Regions from separate parts of the Homo sapiens genome. Here region 2 is linked to region 1. A link is an interaction called in ENCODE POLR2A ChIA-PET data of the cell type or tissue named here. Cell type or tissue: MCF 10A. All regions are shown on one strand. Each heading gives the region's core, and the rest is flanking DNA. Links, peaks and the distances in the headings are about the cores only.

Region 1 (4,000 bases), core at 1-4,000:
CAACACGCATTTGAATTCTCTCATCTCTCTTTCTCTGAAGGGCAGTAGCCAAAAGGCTGCCTGTTCCTCTGGTAAGTGCTGAGAGCTGACTATGAAATGAGCAGGGGTCAGGAACTCAGGAAAGCTGGATCCCAGGCCTGGCTCCATCACTAACAGCTCTGGGACCCGGAGGAAAGCACCTTGCTTCTAGTTCTTCTTCTGCAAAACAAGAGCCAGAAGCCGGTTGAGCCTGGCTCAGCCCTGTGGTCACTGAGGACGAAGCTCTGGCTGTGTCCCCAGGGAGCTGATCTTTCAGGCTTCTACCACCCGCTCTCCTGACCACCCCGAGAGGTGCGTTAGGCTAAAGAGCAGACAAGGTATTGGAATGGCATCAAGAGACTGGGGAGACTCCCTGCCACCTGCCAGCAGTAGCCCCATGCTCAGAGTACACCTGGGCAGTGAGGCCCTCCAGTGAAGAGGGCAGGCAGGAGCAAAGGGGACACGCCCACTGACTTGGCAGGCAGGATGCTATCTGGATGGAGACCACAAAGTGACCCTGGCCACATGGCCTTGTTATGGAACTGCCCTGGGCCTCCGTTCCCTATCGGTATGATGGAGAAGAGAGCACCCACCTCACAGGGGAGTTTGGAATTACATAAGACGATGGGTGCGAGTGCTTGGTCCAGCGCCAGGCATGCCTGGTATGCAGTAAGAGCTCATTAAACACTGGTTGGGAATTATGGCACAAATGGAGCGGGCCAGGTGGGGCCAGGCTGCAGGACTCGCTGAATCTTATCTCACTGAAGCTCCCCTCAACGGTTCTCAAGTCCTCTTCGAAAACATAGATGTCTGAGCTTCAGCCCGGTCTTGCTAAGTCAGAATCTCTGGGGCAGGGCCTGGAGAACCTGAATTTTCAACCAGCTTCAGAGCCAAATCCACAGCTGAAGCTAAGGGAAGACTTGGGATGAGATTCCTGGAGGGCAAAGGAGAAACTGACAGATGCAGCAGGCAAGAGCTGTCCCTCCCACCGCCTGTCTTGTGGGGACCCACCGATGTCAGTGGCCAGCTGCTTGGCAGAGTGTGGGCTCAGCTCAGGGATCTGTAGGATCGCATCACAGTAGGTCTGCATTGTGGCTCTGGCGATCGAGCCCAGCCAGTTGTCAGCCATGTTGTCCAGCTCGGGCAATTCATCCCCTGAAAAGAAAAGGAGGTCACCAAGGAAAACACAGGCCTGCAGTAGCTGCTGAATGCACCAAAGTACCAGGAAGCTTCTGATCTCAATGGCAAACACAGGAAACCGAAAACAGTTACATCTTAGGGCCAGGTGCAGTGGCTCATGCCTGTAATCCCAGCACTTTAGGAGGATGAGGCAGGCGGATCATTTGAGGTCAGAAGTTCGAGACCAGCCTGGCCAACATGGTGAAACCCCCGTCTCTGCTAAAAATACAAAAATTAGCCAGGCGTGGTGGTGCGCGCCTGTAGTCCCAGCTACTCAGGAGGCTGAGGCAGGAGAATTGCTTGAACCCAGGAGGCGGAGGTTGTGGTGAGTCAAGATCGCGCCACTGCACTCCAGCCTAGGTGACACAGCAAGACTCTGTCTCAATAATAACAATAATACAGAATACAAAGTTACATACAAAATACCATCTGCTTACAGAGCAGAGCCAGAAGGCACAAGCGAAAGTGGAAATACCAGTGCGTTCCGCAGTGGGATGTGGTTATAGATTTTTCAAGTTGTGATATTGTTTTAGATACAGCATGTGTACAAAAAGTACATGTTAGAAGGTTAAAAAAAAACAGGACTTGGTGACAAATGAGCCCAAGGATAAGGTGTCATCTGGAGTTTCTACCCTGGAAACTGACAGCTTGACTTGTAACATCGCCAGAAACGGTCCCCGCTTACCCTGCTCAGGAGGAAATGGCAGCTTTCCAGCGTGCAATGCCAACTCTAAGGCAGAGTCCTCCTGAGTCACAAATGGCTCAAGATTCAGGGGGAGGGACATGATGTACTGCCCGATCTGAAACAAAAGAAAGCGCTGTTAGCCTGACATTGACACATACGGGTTATTACTTTATGGGTACATTTGTGTGAAGGCAAACGGCAGAGAGACAAAATTGCTAGACCTCGGGTGATCCCAAGTCTGATCTTTCTAGTATGTGGCGATGCTTGTTATGGCAGTACCCTAAAAAAGAATCACTGGTAGCTTGCATATAGATTATAGATTCATCCTTCTTATAATGACCTCAATATTTTTGAAATGCATTCAACACAATCTCTATCTCCAATGAAGTAATGGATATCAAAATGCTTTGTAAAATTTGAAGCATTGTGTAAATATAAGTATTATTACTGTTCATAGGTGAAAAACCAGTAAGATACTAGTGTCAGAATGTGTGGGGCCAAGCAAGAATTCAAATCCTGTCTTCTGAGGCCAGGCACAGTGGCTCACACCTGTAATCCCAGCACTTTGGGAGGCCGAGGCGGATGGATCTCCTGAGGTCAGGAGTTCAAGACCAGCCTGGCCAACATGGTGAAGCCCTATCCTACTAAAAGTACAAAAATTAGCCGGGGATGGTGGCAGGCACCTGTAATCCCAGCTACTCGGGAGGCTGAGGCAGGAAAATCACTTGAACTCGGCGGGGGCGGAGGTTGCAGTGAGCCAAGATCATGCCATTGCACTGCAGCCTGGGCAGACTCTGTCTCAAAAAAAAAGAGACTCTGTCTCAGAAAAAAAAAAAAAAAACCTGTCTTCTGGATTTGGATCTGATTCTCTCCCTCCTAGATAATTTAACCAGAAGAAGAAAGGAATTCTGTTTGAAAAAAAGCCATTTATAACTATAAATTACTTTGGAGAAAAAACTATATTGTTTTCATAATATAAACTCTTGAAACTAAAGATAGACAAAACCTTGGCTGGTGGGGAATTGCAAAAGGTCATTTGCAATTGTCCTAAAAGACATTTAGGACATGCCCACAATTAGCACAGTCTTGGTCATGTGTTTGTCAGATATCCACGTGATGCCAAGAGTGTATTTTAGACCACTGTTTCCTATTTCTATTGTAATTCATTGTTTTGTGTTTTAAGGTTAAGTATGTGTTTTGTTTCAAAATAAGGGGGTTGACTTTTCAGGTTTCAAAATGATAATATATGTTTTTAAAAGGTCTTTCTGCCTGTTGTTGTTTTTTTTTTCTTCCTGCTACATATTCATTCCATGACATTCCTGTCACTGTTAATTAACTCTGTAAACTAAAAGTCAGGAGACTATCAAAGCAAGAGCTTCTCAATCTGGCCTCACACATGTCTACGTAACAGCGGGCTCCTTTCAGGGTGTAGTGTCCAGAAGTTAACACAGACTCGAAAATCTACCCAGACCAGAGAACTACAGGATGATCATGCCCTTCTTTCCAAACATTCAATATGGTTTGGCTGTGTAAGTGTAAACATCCATTATTAGTTTGGTGTTCCTTTTTTCTTTTTTCTTTTTTTTTTTTGAGACAGAGTTTTGCTCTTGTTGCCCAGGCTGGAGTGCAATGGTGCAATCTCGGCTCACTGCAACCTCCGCCTCCTGGGTTCAAGCAATTCTCCTGCCTCAGCCTCCCGAGTAGCTGGGATTACAAGTGCCCACCACCACACCTGGCTAATTTTTTTTGTATTTTTAGTAGAGACGGGGTTTTACCATGTTGGCCAGGCTGGTCTTGAACTCCTGACCTCAGGTGATCCGCCCACCTCGGCCTCCCAAAGTGCTGGGATTACAAGCGTGACCCACTGTGCCTGGACTGGCGTCCCTTTATAAGAGGTACACAGATGGTAAAATAAATCATTTTTTTCTTTCATGTACTTAGTATAATCTTTCACCCAAAGTAAGCAAGTGGCCACTTACCTCACTAATAACAACAGCTACTGTAAATTTCAGCTTGAAGTGTTAACAAATTCATCATTTTTCCCCAAGGCTGGGGGAAGAGAAGGATGCTGATTTCTGGTGTTGGAATTTCTCTGTACTACAATAATTCCTCTCAACA
Region 2 (16,666 bases), core at 5,005-9,004, 130 kb before region 1:
TGGCTACTTTTTGTGTTTTCAGTAGAGACAGGGTTTCACCATGTTAGCCAGGCTGGTCTCGAGCTCCTGACCTCAAGTGATCCACCCATTTCAGCATCCCAATGTGTTGGGATTACAGGTGTGAGCCACCACGCCTGGCCATATCTTCCATTCATTTCTGATTCACACAGTTCACTCCCTCTATTCCTCATTCCCCCACTGTTACATCCATCCGGAATGTAAGAGCAATATCAATAGATTGCTGAATTATATGCACAGTTAGAATATTGCTCATGTGTAAAGAGAACTGAAAAACATTCTCAAATGTGGAATAACTCAAGTATCAGAACACTATCACTCATCTGGAAAAATCTACTTGAAGACGTAATGCAGCCAGTTGGAAAATGAACCAAAATGAAGATCGAATGCATAGAATATCTAATGTGACAGGACTGGCAGTGAGCGCTCTGCCCCAGTAAGCCCAGAACTAGGTCTAAAGAGAATGAAGGTAAGGATTTAAAACTACAGCTAAAAAAATAAGATGCAGTAAATGTTATAAAAACTGAAAGAAACAGTCTCATGATCATTAATTATATTCCACCGGGAATACCACCTGCAGGATATGTCAAGCAAAATAGATGATATTGTTTATATATCAAGAGCTCTTACAAGTCAATGAGAAAAGTACAAACAAATGGGGACCAAAACTGTCAAGGTCATGACCAGTCAACTCCAGAAGAAATAAAAATGACTAAAAAATATACTAAAAGGCTGGGCGTGGTGGCTCATACCTGTAATCTTAGCACTTTGGGAGGCTGAGGTGGGAGGATCGCTTCAGCCCAGGAGTTCGAGATCAGCCTGGGCAACATAGTGAGAAACTGTCTTTACGAAAACAAACAAACAAACAGAAACAAAATTAGCTGGGCATGGTTCCTAACATCTGTAGTCCTAGCTACTCAGGAGTTTGAGGCGAGAGGATCTCTTGAACCCAGGAGTTTGAGGCTGCAGTGAGCTATAATTGTGCCACTGCCCTCCAGCCTGGCCAACATGTGAGACCCCCATCTCCAAAATATATATAATATATATATAATACGTATATATATAATATGTACATGCATTATATATAATATATGTAATATTATCTACTATATATGTGATATTATATATAATGAATGTACTACATATTATATATAGTATATATGTACTACATATTATATGTAGTATATGTGTAATACATATTATATATAATATATGTAATACATTATTATATACTATACTATATATTAATTAATTATCATATTACTATGATAATATATTAATTATACTATTATATTAATAATATATTAATTATACTATTATATTGATATTATATTAATTATACTATTATATTAATAATATATTAATTATATTATTATATTGATATTATATTAATTATACCATGTTAATAATATATTAATTATACTATTATATTAATATTATATTAATTATATTATTTTAATATTATATTAATATATTATTTTAATATTATATTAATTATATTATTTTAATATTATATTAATATATTATTTTAATATTATATTAATTATATTATTATTTTAATATTATATTAATTATATTATTGTATTATTATATTAATTATATTGTTACATTAATATTATCTTAATTATATTGTTACATTAATATATTAATTATATTGTTACATTAATATTATATTAATTATAATGTTACATTAATATATTAATTATATTGTTACATTAATATTAATTATATTGTTACATTAATATATTAATTATATTGTTACATTAATATTATATTAATTATATTGTTACATTAATATTATATTAATTATATTGTTATATTAATATTAATTATATTGTTACATTAATATATTAATTATATTGTTACATTAATATTATATTAATTATATTGTTACATTAATATTATATTAATTATATTGTTATATTAATATTATATTAATTATATTGTTACATTAATATTATATTAATTATATTGTTATATTAATATTACAATATATGATTATATATTATATACTAGGAACAATAGGAAAGGAATGATAAACACTGGGGACTATATTATAATGATGGCTCACACCTGTAATACCAGCCCTTTGGGAAGCTGAGGCAGGCAGATCACTTGAGTCCAGGAGTTTGAGACCAACCTGGGCAACATGGTGGAACCCCATCTCTACAAAAAAATACAAAAATTGGCTGGGTGTTGTGGCTCACACCTGTAGTCCCAGCTACTCGGAAGCCTGGGGTGGGAGGACAGTGGGAGGCAGATCTTGCAGAGCCAAGATCATATATTAATTACAATATATTAATGCGTTATTATACGCTATATATGTAATACATATATAATATATAATATATAATACATATTATATAATATATATGGGATGCTCAAACCTTATATATAAGAGATGCTCAAACTTAACTAATGATTAAATATATGCCAGTCATATATTTCGTTAAATTTCACCTATTGGATTGGCAAATAATAAAATTTGGTAATGCCCAGTATTTGAGAGGATAAAGAGAAACAGGCTCTCTGGTTAGCTGTTGGTGTTTCTATAAATGGATAAAACCTTTGTGGAGGGCTCCTCACATTCTCTATGAAAATATATAATAGATGAGATGAGGGGCTTTCCAGACATCACCAGACCATGTCTACCAAATAAAGCTGCATTTTTTTCAAATGTTCAAGCTGTACTGACTACAATCCCCAGCTTTCCCAGAGAGTAGAAAGTGCGGTCTGCTGTGTGACCTATGTGACTCTCCAAGGAATGCTTAGACGTTCCATTCTTATGTCACTTGCCAGTGCCCCCAGCCTTGCTCTGAACTGTGGCTGCTCAGGACTTTGCGGTTCACCTTGAGTCATCGGCTCTGTGGTCCCCACACCATTCCAATTACAGACACAGGCTTAAACTTCACTTAACCCCCTTTGGAAGCATAATGAAGGTATTGAGCCAGATTTAACTGAAGGCTTGGGGAAAAACAGAAATGCAGGGTAGACGTTGGCTGACACAGTTCCTGCAGGTAATTATTCCTGGGGGCCACAAGCCCGAAACCAACCCCAGAGATTTTCTACTTCCCAACAGATTTCCACAGGGTAAGGGAGAGCCCAGCTGCATTCAAGAAAAGTTCCATGTGTACCAATGTTTAGCTCCCACTTACAAGTGAGAACGTGTGGTATTTGGTTTTCTGTTTCTGCATTAATTAATTCCCTTAAGACAATGGCCTCTAGATGCATTCCTGTTACTGCAAAGGACATGATTTCATTCTTTTTTATGGCTGTGCCTGTGTTGTATTCCATGGTGAGTATGTACCACATTTTCTTTATCTAACCCACTGTTGATAGGAACAATAGACACTGGAGACTCTAAGAGTGGGAAGGGAGGGAGTGGGGCAAGGGGTTGAAAAACTACCTATTGGGTACTATGCTCACTACGTGGGCAATGGGTTCAGTCATACCCAAAACTCAGCATCAAGCCACATACCCATGTAACAAACTTGCACGTGTATCCCCTAAATCTAAAATAAACGTTTTTTGTGTTTTTTTTGAGACTGAATCTCACTCTGTCCCCCAGGCTGGAGTGCAGTGGCGCAACTGCAACCTCCACCTCCCTAGTTCAAGCAATTCTCCTGCCTCAGCCTCCTGAGTAACTGGGATTACAGGCGCATGCCACCACACCTGGCTAATTTTTGTGTTTTTGTTTTTAGTAGAGACTGGGTTTCACCATGTTGGCCAGGCTGGTCTTGAGCTTTTGACCTCAAGTGATCCACCTGCCTCAGCTTCCCAAAGTGCTGGGATTACAAGCGTGAGCCACCATGCCTGGCCAAATTAAAAAAAAAAAAAAAGAATAAAACAAAAACATATAACAATTACTTTTAAAATACTATATAAGGCCGGGTGTGGTGGTTCATACCTGTAATCCCAGCACTTTGGGATGCCAAGGTGGGCGGATCACCTGAGGTCAGGGGTTCAAGACTAGCCTGGCCAACATGGTGAAACCCCATCTCTAGTAAAAATACAAAAATTAGTTGGGCATGGTGGTGCGTGCCTATAATCCCAGCTATTCGGGAGGCTGAGGCAGGAGAACTGCTTGAACCCAGGAGGCGAAGGTTGCAGTGAGCCAAGATCGTACCACTGCACTCCAGCCTAGGCAACAGAGTGAGACTCCCTCTCAAAGTAATAATAATAATAAAGAAATAAATAAAAATACTATATAAGCCTGGCAAGGCATGATGGCTCACACCTGTAATCCCAGCACTTTGGGAAGCTGAGCCCAGGAGTTCGAGACCAACCTGGGCAACATGGTGAAACCCCATCTCTAAAAAAAATACAAAAATTGGCTGGGTGTTGTGGCTCACGCCTGTAGTCGCAGCTACTTGGAAGGCTGAGGTGGGAGGATAGTGGGAGGCATGATCTTGCAGAGCCAAGATCATGCCACTGCACTCCAGTCTGGGTGACAGAATCAGACCCTGTCTTAAAAATATATAATAAAAATAAAATTAAATATTATATTATATTATATAAGCATGGAATCAAATTATACTATCAAGTAAGGTTCTATTTGAGAAAATAAAAGTTATTTGAAACACAGGAAAAAGATTTCTAGTCCTCTCTCTGGATAGAAGACGTTCCTTTTCCATGGTGCAGAGCTCTCCAAATATTTGAATTTTTGTAGTGATAATGATGATCTTTCCCCTATAATCAGAAGATTAGATATACAACTGATAAAACTGCGTGTGTAAGAAAAAAAATCTCTCCAGAAATTATAGGTGGATCCTACAAACAAATACAGTCAAGATTCTTGTGGCCAGAACAGGCAGTTCACTTAAGGAACACCCTTCTAAGAGTACACCTTGTTCCTGTCTGGGTGTGCCGCAAGTTATAGACTCTCAATAAATGTTTGTTGAGTGAAGAAATAAATGTTGACCACCTTCCACCATCACCTTATGAGATAAAGTCCAGACTTATTTGAATGGATTCCAAGTCTGCATTACCCGGCCTTAAACTCTCATCATTTTACTCTGGTCCCACCACTGTATTCACTGGGTCTTTGCCTGCTCCATCTCATCCTCCCTTCAAACCCCAAATCAAGTCCCACTTCCACCTCTGAAGTCTCATTAGTCTCTGACATCCCCATGTTCACATTCAGTCCCCTCTTCTCAAGTCATGTCCCTGCGTCCTCTTCACATTTCATTTCATGTACTAAATATATATTTATAGACTAGTTCATTTTCTAAATGTGCAAATCTTGTCTCTTTAAGAAGATAAATCCTGGCAAAGAACCTCCTCCTGCTCCTGTTTCTTCCAATGCAGTTGGTGATCAATAAATATTTATTGGTTTCTGGATTCATTATTATTTTCTCTCCTTTCTTTCTTTCTTTTCTTTTTCTTTCTTTTTTTTTTTTTTTTAAGATAGGGTCTTGTTCTGTCAACCAGGTTGGAGTGCAGTGGCACAATCACAGCTCACTGCAGCCTCCAACTCCTGGGCTCAAGCCATCCTCCTGCCTCAGCCTCCCAAAGTGCTGAGATTACAGATGTGAGCTGCCGCACTCAGCTATTATTCTTTTCTTTCTGTTCATTGAATCATTAACTCTGTTTTAGATTTGTTTCCCCAAAAGCAGATCTGGGGATCTGAGACAGAGAATTTATATGAAAGTGATTTTGTTGTTGTTGTTGTTGTTTGGTTTTTGGTTTTGTGGTTTTTTTTTTTTTTTTTCAGAGATGGGGTCTTGCTATGTTGTCCATGCTGGCCTCAAACTCCTGGGCTCAAGAGATCTTCCCACTTCAGCCTGAGTAGCTCGGGCAGCAGGTGGACACCACAAAGCCAGGCTGTGTGAAAGTGATTCATAAGTGTTCCCAGAGAAAATTGGTAGAGAAGTGGAGAAGGGGAATGGGGCGAGAAAGAAGGTTAGACAAAGGTGTGTTATCAAGTAAAGTCACACAGAGGGTAATTGAGGCTTGACCCTCCAGGGGAGCTTTGGGACACTGTGGGTCATTAGGGCAAAGGAACTGGAGGATTTCTATCCCCACACTGTCAGTCATGAGTTAAGGGCTGTCCCCGGGGCATGAAAACTTTCAGGTATTTCTGGTTTTCTTGAACATGCAGGAAAAGCAGGTCCTAGCAGCCTATGTGCAGCCCTCCAGTGAAGGCCAAAGGTACTGGCCATTGGGAGGAAAAGTACACAGAAACCTACAGTGCACAAAAATGGTAAAATAATACAGAGTACAGGAGAGCTGAGAGCATCTGCACATTCTTTCAACAGACTTTTACTGAATATCTATTACATTATAGATGCTGCATGGAAATTGTCCAGGCACAGTCTTTGCCTTCAGCGATCCAGTCCTGATGTCTTTTTTTTTTTTTTTTTTTTTCCCCCACAGCCGGGATCTCACTCTGTCGCCCAGGCTGGAGTGCAGTGGTGTGATCACAGCTCACTTCAGCCTTGAACTCCTGGGCTCAAGCAATCCTCCTGCCTTGGCCTCCCAAAGTGTTGGGATCACAGGCAAGAGCCACCACGCCTGGCCCGGTCCTGATGTCTTGAAGGGGAGACAATTGCACATGAGTTAGTCTTGTTCAGGACGCAAGGTGCAATAGCAGCAGCAGGTAGGAACTCAGAGAGGAAGTGCCCCAACTGTGCCCAAGTGATTCTCGGGCGTGACTTAGGATCTTAAAGGATGACTAAGGGGGAAAAAGGTATTCCTAGCCAAAGGAACAGCATGTACGAAGGCAGAGAAAGAAAGTACACATTTGTTTGGAAATAAGGAGTAGTTTGCTGTAGCTAGAACACAGGGTGTGGGAGAAAGGAAGACAACGGGAAGCCAAGGCTGTAAAGAGAGGCTGGGAAGAAGTGACGAAACATTTTATACCCCGTTAAGGAGACAGTAAAATTTTGAGATGGGCCTACCTGGCCATGATTATAGAGGTATTTAGGAAGAGAGGGTGGCCACATAAACCAGGTACTGGACACCAGGTGTTCTGTCAGCCCAGCATCCACAACCCTAACCAGATCATCCTGTTTCTCTCTCTCTCTCTCTCTCTCTCTCTCTCTCTCATTATAGAGATGGGGTCTCACTATGTTGCCCAGGCTGGTCTCAAACTCCTGGCCTCAAGCCATCCCCCCACCTCAGCTTCCCAAAGTGCTGGGATTACATGGGTGAGCCACTATACCCAGCCCTGTTTCTCTAGGCCTGATGATTGCCAGACAAAGGAGAGTCAGGGCTGGGGCTTTCCTTGGAGAGGTTGGGAAAGAGGTTTGCAGAACTGCACACTGGCTGGAGGGAAGGGCAGCTCAGAGAACAGAGCCAGCAGGTGGAGACATGAGGAACAGCTTCTGTGGACGTCAGCATAGTGCCGGATCCAGTGGACACAGGGATACCAATATTCCCTATGATGATAAATATCAATTAATTCCAATAAGTTTCCTTTTTCTGGCTTAAGCTGGATTGAGTCAGGTTTTTGTCACATTAAATGAATGAGTCCCCATTCATACAGAATATATGGGGATTTTTGTTCTGTGTTGTTTGAGACGGAGTCTTGTTCTGTCGCCCATGCTGTAGTTCAGTGGCGGGATCTCAATTCATTGCAACCTCTGCCTCCTGGGCTCAAGCAATTCTCCTGCCTCAGCCTCCAGAGTATCTAGGATTACAGGCGCCCACTTTTTTGTATGTTTTTGGTAGAGACAGGGCTTCATAATGTTGGCCAGGCTGTTCTCGAACTCCTGACCTCAAGTAATGCCATTCAAGTGCACATCAACTGTTTTGGAGAATGCTGCCAAGGTGGTATTCAGAGGAAAATGCCTAGCCTTAAATACTTTTGTTAATAAAAAAAAAATTCTAAAGTAAGTGGACTATGCATTCAACTCAAGAAATTAGGAAAAGTAAAACAAAAGAAATCAAAAGAAAGTAGAAGGGGAAAATATGTAAAATTAGAAACAGAAGTTGGAGAAGGGAAAGAGGGAAAAGGGCAGACTTGATAGAGGAAAGACCTGCCAGGCGCAGTGACTTATGCCTGTAATCCCAGCACTTTGAGAGGCTGAAGTGGGAGAATTGCTTGAGCCCAGGAGTTCGAGACCAGCCTGGGCAACATGGTGAAACTCCATATCTACAAAAAATACAAAAAGTAGCTGGGTGTGGTGGCTTGCACCTGTGGTCCCAGCTTCTCGAAAGGCTGAGGCTGGAGGATTGCTTGAGCCCAGGAGGTGGAGGCTGCAGTGAGCCGTGATAGCACCACTGCACTCCACCCTGGGTGACAGAGCAAGACTCTGTCAAGAAAGAAAGAGAAAGAAAGAAAGAGAGACAGACAGAGAGAGAGAGAGGGAGGGAGGGAGGGAGGGAGGGAGGGAAGGAAGGAAGGAAGGAAGGAAGGAAGGAAGGAAGGAAGGAAGGAAGGAAGGAAGGAAGGAAGGAAGGAAAAGAAAGAAAGGAAATGAAAGAGAGAGAGAGAGGGAGGCAGCAAGGGAGGGAGGGAGAGAACGAAGGAAGGAAGGAAGGAAGGGAGGAAGGAATGGAGAGAAGGAAGGGGAAAGAGAGAGATTAAAATCAATCAAACTTACAAAGCATCTCAATTAATTTGGAGAGAATAAACATCTTTCCAATACTGAATTGCCACATTCAGGAACATGTCCTAAGCATTGAAGTCTTTATTCAGGCCTTTCTGTATAGGTTTATAGTTTTCTTCAGAAGGGTCTTGCACAGTTTTTTGTTACTATTGTTCCTGAGATATCTTTGAGTTTTCTAGCTTGGAAAACTGGGTGGATAAAGGAATCACTCACAATAGCAACCAAGTCCACAAAATACCCAGGAATCAGTACACTGGGGTGGCCAAGACACTTTTGGGAAACTAACAGGAGCAATGTTGGTGGGCAGGAAACTTACCATACCCAATAGAGAAATCCACTATAAAGTCACAGTCGCTAAAACAGTGTCATATAGCAGCTGTATGTGGTACAGTTATTCAGTGAGATGCCACTTAGCAATAAAAGGAAGCAAACTATTTTTTTTTGAGACAGGGTCTCACTCTGTTGCCCAGGCTGGAGTATAGCAGCATGATCACGGCTCACTGCAGCCTCGACTTACCAGGCTCAAGTGATCCTCCCATCTCAGCCTCATGAGTAGCTGAGGCTACAGATGCACCCCACCATGCCCAACTAATTTTGTATTTTTTGTAGAGACAGGGTCTGACTATGCTGCCCAGGCTGGTTTCAAACTCCTGGGCTCAAGCGATCCTCCTGCCTCAGCCTCCCAAAGTGCTGGAATTACAGCTTTGAGCCACCACGCCCTGGCAAGGTAGCAAATTATTGATACACCCAACAACTTAGAGGAATCTCAAAGACATTACACTGAGTAATTGAAGCCAATCTGGAAAGGTTACCAATTATATTATTCCATTTATGTGACATTCTGGAAAAAAACTATATTAATAGACAACAGATTAGTTACCAGGGTTACAGAGGGAGGATGTGGCTATGTAGGGGTGGCCTGAGGGAGATTTCTGGGGTGATAGTTGTGGTGGTAGTTACACAAATACATACATGTGTTAAAATTCATGAAACTGTACGCAGTTAATTTTATTACATGATAATCTTAAAAATAAAATACACAAAGCAGTTTAGTGGTAATATAATAGTAAACAAATAGAATCTTTGAAATCAGAGCTAGTCTATATGCATAAGGCTATTAGGAAGTAAATATGAGGCCAGGAGTGGTGGCTCATGCCTGTAATCCTAGCACTTTAGAAGGCCAAGGTGGGCAGATCACTTGAGGTCAGGAGTTCAAGACCAGCCTGGCCAACATGGTGAAAATCCATCTCTACTAAAAATACAAAAATTGGCTGGAAATTGCTTGAACTCTGGAAGCAGAGGTTGCAATGAGCCCAGATCATGCCACTGCACTCCAACCTGGGCAACAGAGCGACACTCCATCTCAAAAAACAAAGGAAATAAAAATGGTTTTTCTGGAGATTGGTTGTATGATAATATGCATGTGTTTAACACTACTGAATTGTATACCTGAATAGTTAAGATGACAAATTTTATATGTTTCATTTTCCCACAATTTAAATAAAAAGATTGGTCCTACACTGGTAAGTGTTGAAGTCAGAAGATCATTATACCATTATGCTACTTTTGTATAATTTGACATTTCTCGTAATTAAAAAGCTTTCTTTATTATAAACAGTGATTTTTCACATCAGTGGTAAAATGCTATATAAAAGTATAGAGATATTTGACTTTTTGTTTAGAAAGAAAAAAATCCCACCCTCAAATATTTTAAAAGACCAGTCAGATTTAAATTTTTACGTTAAAAAAAAATCTATAAAAACACGAAAGAGCTAGAGGAAAGTAGAGGAAGGTAATCTTATAACCCAGGGGAAAGGAAGGCTTTTGCAAAGCTTTCCAGGAAGTTCCAAAGCCATAAAGGACAAAGAGCCTAGATTTGATGACATGAAAACTCCAACTTACACCTGATAAAAGATATCATAAACAAAGTGATTAAAAGCTAAGCTATAAACTGGGGGAAAGCATATTTATCAGAGCCTCCCTGGCCCCTTTGCCCATTAAGGAACCCACCTGTCCCCTGGAGGCCTCTAGGTTTGCATCCTATAATACAAATCATCCTTTCAAGTCCAGTTCATGATCATCAGAAATTGAAAACAAAAACAGACAAAAAAAAACCAAACAAACAGATGTAGCATACAGATAAGTCCTGCTGCCTGTTAATGACATCAGGCTTGGACCCAGAAGGACACAAGTATATAAACTGTGGCTCTCTCGCCTAACCCTGCAAAGCCTCAATTTCTCCATCTGTATGTGGGGTTAATGATGGAGAAATGTTACCTATCCATTATGATAGGAGATAGGTTGATGGATTGTGGTGGTGGTGTGGGTAGGAGTTTATTTTTTTCTGCATAGATTTCTACATTTCCCAAATACTGGACAAGAATGAGCTATTACTATTATAACCAAGAAAAGGTGATTTACATTTTGTCTTTTTTTTTTTTTAAAGAGGTGACTCAGAGGTTTAACTTAATATCTGGGGCCAGATGCAGTGGCTCATGCCTGTAATCCCAGCACTTTGGGCGACTGAGGCGGGTAGATCACCTGAGGTCAGGAGATCAAGACCAGTCTGGCCAATATGGCGAAACCTCATCTCTACCAAAAATACGAAAATTAGCTGGGCGTGGTGGTGCACGCCTGTAATCCCAGCTACTTGGGAGGCTGAGGCATGAGAACCCAGGAGGTGGAGGTTGCAGTGAGCCAAGATCATGCCACTGCACTCCAGTCTGGGCAACAGAGCGAGACTTTGTCTCAAAAAAAAAAAAAAAAATCTCTGGAGGACAGATCAAATGAGTATAAAACTAGGATGTCTGGGCTAGTCCTTAATCTTTGGAAATGATGATGTTTCCTCCCCAAGGTCCTTACCCTAAGTGCATGTAAGGACAACTAAGACACCAGCCCTACTTGAGAGTGGCTCGCCGTCTATTCCAATGGTATTGGAGGCAGACAGGCAGGAGGCTTAGTACAGTGCAGGCTGATCAATTCAGGGCATAGGTGAGTGCTGAAAATTACTGTGGTTATTGATCTGGGATATGGGCAGTGGGGTAAAGGGGAAGGTTTATGATACAACCTAGATCACCAGGATATAGATACATAGGTGATAGATAGATTATATATAGTTGACCCTTAAACAACATGGGTTTGAACTGTGTGGGTCCACTTACATACAAATTTTTTTTCAATAAAAGTTACATGGAGTGTGCGTGCCTCTCCTGCCTCCACTTCCACCTCCTCCACCTCTTTCACCTCTGCCACCTGTGAGACAGCAAAACCAACCCCTCCTCTTCCTCTTCAGCCTTCTCAATGTGAAGATGACAAAGATGAAGACCTTTGTGATGATCCACTTCCACTTAATGAATAATAAACAGATTTTCTCTTCCTTATGATTTTCTTTTCTTTTTTTTTTTTTTTCCTTGAGACGGAGTCTCACTCTGTCACTCAGGCTGGAGTGCAGTGGTGTGATCTCAGCTCACTGCAACCTCCACCTCCCAGATTTAAGCCATTCTCCTGCCTCAGCCTCCCGAGTAGCTGGGACTACTGGTACCCGCCACCACCCCCAGCTAATTTTTGTATTTTTAGTAGAGACTGGGTTTCACCATGTTGGCCAGGCTGGTCTCGAACTCCTGACTTCAGGTGATCCGCCCCCCTCGGCCTCCCAAAGTGCTGAGATTACAGGAGTGAGCCACCACGCCCACACCTTCTTGATTTTCTTAATAACATTTTCTTTTCTCATTCTCACCTGAGTCGCTAGAGAAAGTCTTCCAGAAGTCACATTTGAGCTGAATCTTGAAGGATGATGAGACTTTCATCAGGTGTGGGGCATGAGAGCCCAGGAAGAGGGGAGGGCATATGAAAATGCACACAGGAGCCAAGCACAGTGGGTACGCCTGTAATTCCAGCACTTTGGGAGGCCGAAGTGGGAGAATTTCTTGAGCCCAGGAGTTCAAGACCAGCCTGGGCAACGTAGCAAGACTCCATCTCTACAAAAAAAATTATTTCAAATAAAATAAAATGCACGTAGGCACAGAAGAACATGGCCAACTTGTGGTGAAGCAAAATGTCCAAATGGACTCTCATAAATAGGGAAGCAGATGAGGCTGGAATGATGGACTGAGGGTTGAGAGGGTCTTGAAGGGGCTTTGACTCATCTCTTCGGTTAAAGGGAGACAGTTAAAGTCACATGAGCTGGGAGATGAGGAGATTCGATCCTCATTTTAGAAAGATATCACTGTAACAAGACAGGGATGGATTGGAGCAGGAGAGACCTTTTACTCGATCAATGCCACAAATATTCATGGAGTGGCCCCTGCTGAATTAGTTTCCTATTGCTGCTGTAATAAGCTACCACAGACTTAGTGACTTAAAATAACACAGCTTTATTTATTTATTTTTTAAGTTCTGGAGGTTAGAAGTCTGAAATGGGTCACACTGGGTTAAAACAAAGGTGTCAACCAGGCTGCATCTCTTCTGGAGGCTTTAGGGGAGAATTCATTTTCTTGCCTTTCCCAGTTCTAGAGGCTGCCTATGTTCTTTGGCTCCCTCCATCTTCAAAGCCAGAAATTCTCCCATTGAGTCTTTCTAATGATGCCATTTCTCTGGCGATAACCCTTTCACCTCCCTTGTTCCCATTTAAGGACTCTTGTGATCATATGGGGCTCACCCAGATAATCCAGAAAAATCTTTCATCTCCAGATCAACTGATTAGCAACCTTAATTCCATTTGCCACCTTAATTCCCCCTTGCTATGGAACAGAACATATTCACAGGATTAGGACATGGACATCGTTGGGAGCCATTATTCTGCCTGCCACACAGACCAATTGTTTGTTTGAGAGAGAGTCTCGATCTGTCACCCAGGCTGGAGTACAGTGGCACAATCTCAGCTCACTGCAACCTCCACCTCCTGGGTTCAATTGCTCCTCCCACCTCAGCCTTCCAAGTAGCTGGGATTATAAGCATCCATCACCATGCCCGGCTAATTTTTGTATTTTCAGTAGAGACAGGGTTTCACCATGTTGGCCAGGCTGGTCTCAAAGTCCTAACCTCAAGTGATCTGCCTGTCTCAGCCTCCCAAAATGCTGGGATTACAGGCATGAGCCATGGTGTATGGCCTACACACACCAATTGGGAGGGGACCACCCAAGGACATGGATACCAGGAGGCATGAGCCATTGGGCACCATCCACAACTCCCCTGAGAGTTCCAATCTGAGCATTTGTTTGGGGATGACAATGAGAAACGCTGTAGCCTGGGCTCAGAGATACCAATGGAGATTAAAGCTCAATTTGGTTTTCTAGTCATTCGCATGGTCTGGTCATAACGACCTTCCCCCATCTTCTTGCTTATCATCAGGGCCAAAGTCCCCTCCAGAGGAAGACTGTCATGATTCTGGGGGCAGAGGTGGGGAAGTTCCAATTTCACGAAACTACACCACCACCATCTGGTGCTTTCTGTTTACACCTGCCTCCTTAAAACCAAGGACAACTGGAAAAGTACCAGTGTGCATTGCTCTTCCACCCCTCCCTAATCGCTTCCCTCCACAGAGTAGGTAAATCCATCCTTTGTTCCACACAGTGGACAAAACAAAATATGACGCAAAAAGCAGGTGGAAATTTAAGGAACATCCGATGTTTGGGACAGCTTAGTCGTGAGGATCAGGGTGTTTGTTTCAAGGTGACAAGCTCTGGGCATCTGATTTCTCAGCCTCACACCACCCCTGGTCTTTTTATGAGACATGCTCTTTTGCTAAGAGATCAGAGGAATGTTTTGCACAGTTACTTTACATTTTTGTATCTTCCAGCTGTATTTTCAACAAAAGGTTTATGGTTATGCAATAAGCATCTTAGGATGTGGAAACAGGTGAGCCAGGAGGCAAGATCAGCTTAAGGTCATTTTCGTGGCCAAACTGGTTGCAGGCAACTTTCTAGGCTGTTTGGTCCACATCAGGGCACCAGCTATTCACAGAAAAAGTCTTTAAAACAAGTCCAAGGATTCCTGGAGGGAGGCTGGCTTCAATACCCTCCTTCACTCTACTGCCAATATCCTGGATATCCCAGACCAATAACCAAGATCTGTTGCTTTAGTCCCCTGGATGTCCCTAGAGTCTGTCTTCTCTCCATTCTCCCAGCTACCACCATCAGTGCCTGACACCTGTGAATAGCCACTGTACGCTAGCCTACACAACAGTGTAAGACCCTCTTTTACATATATATATATGCGCCAGGAGGGATGGCCCATACCTATAATCCCAGCACTTTGGAAGACAGAGATGGGAAGATTGCTTGAGCCTAGGAGTTTGAGACCAATCTGGACAACATAGCAAGACTTCGTCTCTACAAAAAAATAAAAAAAATTAGGCCAGGCATGGTGGCTCATGCCTGTAATCCCAGCACTTTGGGAGCCTGAGGTGGGCTGATCACAGGAGACCAGGAGTTCAAGACCAGCCTGGGCAACATGCTGAGACCCCGTCGCTACTAAAAATACAAAAAACTTAGTCGGGCATGGTGGCGCGTGCCTGTAATCCCAGCTACTCCAGAGGCGGAGGCACGAGAATCTCTTGAACCCGGGAGGTGGAGGTTGCAGTGAGCCGAGATTACACTGCTGCATTCCAGCCTGGGCAACAGAAGACTCCATTTCAAATAAATAAATAAATTAAATTAAATTAAAAATAAAATAAAACTGAAGTCTAGGTCAGGCGCAGTGGCTCACACCTGTAATCCCAGCACTTTGGGAGGCTGAGGCGAGCAGAACACCTGAGGTCAGAAGTTCAAGACCAGCATGGCCAACATGGCAAAACCCCGTCTCCACTAAAAATACAAAAATTAGCTGGGCATGGTGGCACATGCCTGTAATCCCAGCTACTCAGGAGGCTGAGGCAGGTGAATCGCTTGAATCCAGGAGATGGAGGTTGCAGTGAGCCAAGATTGCACCACTGCACTCCAGCCTGGACTACAGAGCAAAACTCAGTCTCAAAAAACAAAAAAACAAAAAACTGAAAATCTAGTGCCCAAAACCCACGCTACCCACTCAGCCTCAGGAAAACTGGGATGGTTGGTCACCCTACATGCCCCCTCCAGCTTCGAAGCTGCTGCACACGCTGTTTCTTCTGCCTGGGAAATCTTCCAGCAGTTTTTTTTTTTTTTTTTTTGAGACAGGATCTCGCTCTGTCACCCAAGATGGAGTGCAGTGGTAGAATCATAGCTCAGCTATCCCCATAATTTGGCTTCCCAAAGTGCTGGGATTGCAGGCTTGAGCTACTCTATCTGGCCACCTCTCTGTCTGGTTAATTTCTAATGCTTATCCTTTCAGATCTCACTCACATGTCATTTCCTCAAGGAAGCCTTCCCTGACCTCCCAACCCTAGGTCACATCTCCCTGTTCAAACATTCAGTGCACCATGAACCTCATCTTCACAGAATTTCCACGTGGTTATAATTTTATGTTTAGTTGCATAATAGTTTATCAATGTCTATCTCATGTGCTTGAGTCAGTGCTCCTGTGAAGGAAGGCGGTTCTGTGTTCTTTTATGTGCTGGTCAGGTGCAGCCACAAGGAGCATAGTGGAGGCCTAGGAGGACAACGTTTATTATACTCACAGGTTCTAGAAACAAGAAGCAAGGCTTGTCACACACGGCCACATGGGGAAGCCTCGGGGTGGTCAGGAGACAGAAGGCAGGAGCGAGGGTTTCCCCAGGACAGGCAAAAGGGAGCAGGGTAAACAGTTCAGGATTGGCGAGGTTTTTTGGGTTTTTTATTTATGTATTTGTTTTCAATAGGGTCTAGCTCTGTCACCCAAGCTGGAGTGCAATGGCACAATCTCAGCTCACTGCAGCCTCAGCTTCCTGGGCTCAAAAGATCCTCCCACCCCAGCCGAGATAGCCACTGCACTCCAGTCTGGGCAACAGAGTGAGACTCCATCTCAAAAAAAAAAAAAAAAAAAAGAATCTAAGGTTAATGATCACTGTCCAGGTGTGGTGGTGCATGTCTTTAATCCCAGCACTTTGGGAGGCCAATGCAGGAGGATCACCTGAGCCCAGGAGTTCAAGACCAGCCTGAGTTACATGGCGAAATCTCATCTCTATGAAAAATACCAAAAAAAAA

Evidence for each region. Peaks named below come from ENCODE experiments on the same cell type or tissue, not always from the same donor. Only the 100,000 strongest peaks of a DNase experiment are listed, where the experiment ranks them.
Region 2: POLR2A ChIA-PET joins it to region 1 with 37 read pairs; 3 of 35 experiments call an interaction of 5 or more read pairs at or near these places.

The regions. Positions count from the first base shown.
Region 1 is chr16:23,391,351-23,395,350 of GRCh38, forward strand. COG7 (component of oligomeric golgi complex 7) reads right to left here. Exons shown (of 17, transcript NM_153603.4): 15 at 1,883-1,997; 16 at 1,030-1,173. Among named protein-coding and RNA genes, the nearest start is that of COG7, 60 kb to the right of the region's middle. In MCF 10A, for the core only: no CTCF peak of the experiment used is centred there; a DNase peak (open chromatin) is centred at 1,931.
Region 2 is chr16:23,251,771-23,268,436 of GRCh38, forward strand. No RefSeq gene overlaps it. Among named protein-coding and RNA genes, the nearest start is that of SCNN1B, 42 kb to the right of the region's middle. In MCF 10A, for the core only: no CTCF peak of the experiment used is centred there; DNase peaks (open chromatin) are centred at 6,711 and 7,261.